2 separate regions of the Homo sapiens genome follow, and region 1 is linked to region 2. Evidence: chromatin loops called from intact Hi-C (ENCODE). Cell type or tissue: HCT116. All regions are shown on one strand.

Region 1 (2,500 bases), 620 kb before region 2:
TTTGGAATAGTGGTGGGGGAGGAATAAATGGGAAGAAGGAACGTGGGGAGAGATGGACGCTAAGCAGGAGAGATGGGGCGAGGGAGAGGGGACCACAGCCACGCAGAATGGAAGAGCAAGAAGAGCAGGGAGAGCGTGAAGGCGTGAGAACCGAGGCAGGGCAGGGGACTTCAGAGGCAGAAGCCCTTCAGAAGCTCTGCAAATCCAAATGCTAAGAAGAACATGCAGTCATTTTGACAAGGGCAGGTCAGAAAATGCCACGCGTGCGCACAGAGGATGGAAGGCCAGGACCCGCCGCCAAGCAGGGCTGTCGGGGACTGGTCGCCTCCTCTGGGCAGCGTCAAAGGGCAAGATTGGTCTGGTCCTCTTTCTAACACCTCCCACCCGGGATGCAGCCAAGAGTGGCTGCAGCCTAATTTTCTACATGTAAACAATGACCTCAGTGATGCCCACGGGGCCCCTCTCTGGCCTTCTCCCCCTGGGAAAAGACTGAGTTCTCGACGGGCATCCCCTCCCCCTCCGGAACCAAGGGCTCTGGGATGTTGACAGCCCCCGCCACCTCTGAGAAGGGCAGGCCGTGGAAAACCATCTCCTCCCTTCCTTCCCCCTCTGCCTTTCCTAGCTGGGGCCTCTGCACAATGCAGCTGGGCCAGGCCCTGTTGCTAAGGGAACCAGCAGAGGGCCCAGCCCCCTCCCCATAGAAATAACCCCAAGAGAGGAGTGAAGGATTCACTTGCCCTCATCTCCAGGCTTTGGAGGAGGGTAGGTGCCTGGCCAGCAGAGTGGCCACTGCTCACTGGCCCAGAGGAAGCAAGGCCACCAGCCTGATCCCACTTCTCCCTCCGGCCCATCTTCACTCCCCTCTCCTCAACCACAAGCCCCGCCAAAATAGAGACCCCCGGCTTTGCTCCCCTGCTGCAGGAAGGGAGAGCCACCGCCAGACACTGCCTGCCTGGTCCTCCTGTTCTGATCTCACCCGGTGCTTGGAATCAAAGAGGACCTGGCTTCCCTCTCGGGATACGTGATTTTCTTTGGTTGTGACTCATTGTCTGTAAATGTTGCTGGAGATGAATCAGACCCCACCTGCTACCTGCGGCTGAGATGCTGCCAACAGACACAGAAAGGTGTGCCGCAGCCACCACCCGCCTCCTCTCTCCCAGCTCTGAAGGAGCCCACAGCTCCCATGGGATGAGGTCTTCATCGTGGCTTTCAAGGCCTTCCTTAGAGCCTTTGGATCAGGGAAGCCTGCCCTAAACTGCACATTAGTGTCCATGACTCACCTTTGAAAAATTCCCATAACCAGGCCTCACCCGACCCTGCAAATACAGATGCAGTTACTCTGGGCAGGGACTCAGAGCAAGGAGTTTTTTAAGTGCCCCAGGTCCTGGGCTGAGAGCACCTAGTGGCTGTCTCAGATGCTCTAGCTCAGCCGAGATCCAGTGGCTTGTCCAAGTTCACATTGTCGGCTGGAGAGCTGGAGCAACAACACAGGATTCATGCCTTGAGCACAGTGTTCTATCATAGGATTTTCCTACTTAAAAAAGTAATTTGATAAAATTATTTTGGAAATGTATACAATATAGAAAGGTAAAAAGAAGTCCATTAAATCACCCCTAAACCTCAACACCCGGAGGTAAGCACTGTTAACATTGTGGGTTGTGTTTTTATTTATTTTCAAATATTTAATGTGTAAAACAGGTCATACAGAACACACAGCTGTGCGTCCTGCCCAGCCAAACTGACCATGTTTTTAGCAGGCTGTTGGCAAAGAGTGTCAAGAATATCTTAGAGCTGGGCATGGTGGCACGTACCTATAATCCCAGCTATTCAGATGGCCGAGGTGGGAGGATAGCTTGAGCCCAGGAGGTCAAGGCTGCAGTGAACTATAATTGCATCACTGCCCTCCAGCCTGGGCAACAGAGTGAGACCCTGTCTCTAAAATATATACATATATATTTTTTAATTGACATTTTTCAGCCCACTAATTCCATTTCTAAGAATCTATTCTGGCTGGGCACAGTAGCTCACGCCTGTAATCCCAGCACTTTGGGAGGCCGAGGCAAGTGGGTCACCTGAGGTCAGGAGTTCAAGACCAGCCTGGCCAACATGGTGAAACCCTGTCTCTACTAAAAATACAAAAAAATTAGCTGGTCATGGTGGCGGACACCTGTAATCCCAGATACTTGGGAGGCTGAGGCAGGAGAATCACTTGAACCCAGGAGGCAGAGGTTAGAGTAAGCGAAGATCACACCATTGCACTCCAGCCTGGGCAACAAGAGTGAAACTCCATCTCAAAAAACAAAGAATCTGTCTTCCAAGAATGGTCAGATGTAAGCGAAAAATTATTTACAGAGACTTTATTTTATTTTATTTTATTTATTTTCTGAGACAGGGTCTTGCTTTGTCACCCAAGCTAGAGTGCAGTGGTGTGATCATAGCTCACTGGAACCTCGACTTCTTGGGCTCAAGCCATCCTCCCCATTCCTCCCAAAGCACGGGA
Region 2 (2,500 bases):
TAAATGCAACTTATTTTTATGGCATTTATCTATAATAATTGTATGTAAAATAAAGAAAGATTATACTTACATTTGGTTGGAATTTTACTGAGTCATTCAATGCAGCGCATGGTACCTGAGTCACCAACACTTAATTTGGATTTGTGGCCATGATATTTAGGATAATGCTGTGAACAGACATAAGCATCAGACTATTTATGCCTTCCAACATAGTTGTGTCTGCATATTCACACATGGAAATACATATTAATTCAGTATAATGACTTTGCTTTCATTTATTCTTTATATTACTGCAAGGACATTAGAGGGATTAAATATGTGCATAGACAAGTTGTAGTATCTGCGCATCTCATTGTAGGATACTAGAGGGGAGAGTTACACAGTATTTGTTATGAAAGGGGGGCATTAGGTCTGATAAGGTTGAGAAGTGCTGTTCAAATGCAACTTGCAGCCCCCAGCCATTCTGCTGCTGGAATTACATGGAAATGTATTGTTTTGGAATATTACCTCTGTGGGCTCTGCCCTGGCAAGCTGTAGTCACTGCCCCTGTGCTTGACATTCTGCAGCTGTAACACAGGTATCCTGACCCAAGCCCTTCACTTGTTTGTCGTTGGTCCAGTGCTAACGCAGCTTCTTGGAGGAGGAAACCCTGGAAAGTTAGGTGCAGGATTAAAGCTCATATAATTCTAATGGTGTTACGGAAAGGTGGTCGTCTATAAGAAGCTGCCTCTGAATATCCTATTCCAGTCTTGTATCCAACCTAGGACATCAACTTTCCTTCACTCAAACAGACCAAAAAATGGAGAGCCAACACATTCTGTTTCCAAAAGCTAAGAAAAACTTCATTAAACCGAGGTAATTAACAAAATCTCCCTTACGGACAGAATATTAATTTGATAAGAGCTTGGCCCCGAAAGAAGTACCTCTGAAGCATGCCCAAGAGCCTGCAGGAGAGCAGCAAACACCTGCCTTCACTGTCCTTCCACAAGGAAACGACACACTTTGCATCCATGAGAGCCCCCAAGCGGTTCGGTGTTGAAGCCAAATCTCAGTCTGTGTTGTGACACTGCCATTGCTGCCGCCTGCAGTACCACTGCCGCATCTGACTCACATTCTAGAAGGAAGGTAGGTTTGTCCCAATGAATGCAGCTTGGGGCAGCTGCCTTGTGGAGAGGTGACTGAGGCCGCTGTGCTGAGGCTCCCTGGGCGATTCAACTACACCATCTGCCGTGTCAGCTTGGAACTGCAGGAGACGCTAGAGGGGAAGACGGAGAAAGGAAGGGAAACAAAGATTGATATGACCATATGGTCTGCATATTGAGCTTGCTGTCTTTTACATTTGTGACTTAGAGGAACCTGTATCAAGAAAATGTCATTATTCTTATTCCACGGTTGAGGAGACTGAGACTCAGAGAGGTGAATTAACTTTCCACAAGTTCACGCAGCTATGAGGCATGCTTGACTTTTGCAAGGCCTCCTAACTCCAGTAGGGGAAAGGAACGTTGCTGATCAGGCACTATGTTAAATAATTTCACTTTTAATGTCTTATCTAGTATACCAAGGCTTTGAAGTAGGAGCTTTCCTGATTTTCAGAAATGCAGAACCTGAAACTTACAGACATTAGGTAATTTATCCGGGCTCCAAAGTCGCGAAATTAACAGAGTTCTCTCTGGTTCCAAAACTTATGACCCTCAGAAATGTAGAGTTGAAGGTGGACAAATAGAGACAGAATAATATTACACCTATAAATAAAGACCACTGCCCTATATTAATTTTGGATTTACTGCCACTCTTAGCACTTTCCAATGAGCAGATTTATTTAGCTTTACATAGCACATAAAGATGAGAAAAGATGTATGTAAGTAGAATCTTGGTAAACTGGACACTTCGTAAGGGACCTAGGAAGCTCATGATTGGAATAGAGTCTACTGGAAATTGAATGGTTGCAGAAAAGAATGAATCTAAAGGCTTTTCTGTAAAAAAAGTTTTCATATTTTGCTTGCAATTAAAAATAAATTTCACGTTTTCCTTATATGAATAAAAAATTACAGATAAGAATAAAGTCATTTCCCCCACTTTCCCAACACTCCCCTCCTCCACACTATCCAACTACACTCCCCAGAAGTAATATCTGTCTAGATTTTTTCTACATACTTGCTTTCCTATCTTGAAAATATATGTTATTGTATTATCAGTATCTTTACATAAATAATACAAAATCTTCAAATTGCTTTCTCTCCCCACGACCCCATTTAAAAATATGATTTAGAGCTCTTTCCATGTCAGAACATAAAGATCAGCTTTATTATTTTAAAAAGTATTTTATAGAATGAATACATTACAGTTTATACAATTGATTTCCTATTAATGAACATTTGCTTTGTTTCCAGGGTTTTTTTTTTTTGCTATTATAAACAATGCTGCATTGAACATCTTTGTGCATGCCTCATAGTACACACATATAAGATTCTTTTTTTTTTTTTTTTTAATTATACTTTAA

Evidence for each region. A loop is a pair of places that touch in the nucleus more often than their neighbours do. Peaks named below come from ENCODE experiments on the same cell type or tissue, not always from the same donor. Only the 100,000 strongest peaks of a DNase experiment are listed, where the experiment ranks them.
Region 1: it touches region 2 in a loop (7-fold over the local background); 8 of 110 quality-filtered maps call a loop at or near these places.

Annotation. Positions count from the first base shown.
Region 1 is chr18:58,784,363-58,786,862 of GRCh38, forward strand. No RefSeq gene overlaps it. Among named protein-coding and RNA genes, the nearest start is that of LINC01926, 28 kb to the right of the region's middle. In HCT116, a CTCF peak has its summit at 1,445; a DNase peak (open chromatin) is centred at 1,179; H3K27me3 peaks cover 1,111 bases.
Region 2 is chr18:59,401,465-59,403,964 of GRCh38, forward strand. LOC107985156 (a long non-coding RNA gene) reads right to left here and starts at 1,886. Exons shown (of 9, transcript XR_001753470.1): 1 at 924-1,886; 2 at 508-649; 3 at 71-167. In HCT116, a CTCF peak has its summit at 1,226; a DNase peak (open chromatin) is centred at 1,127.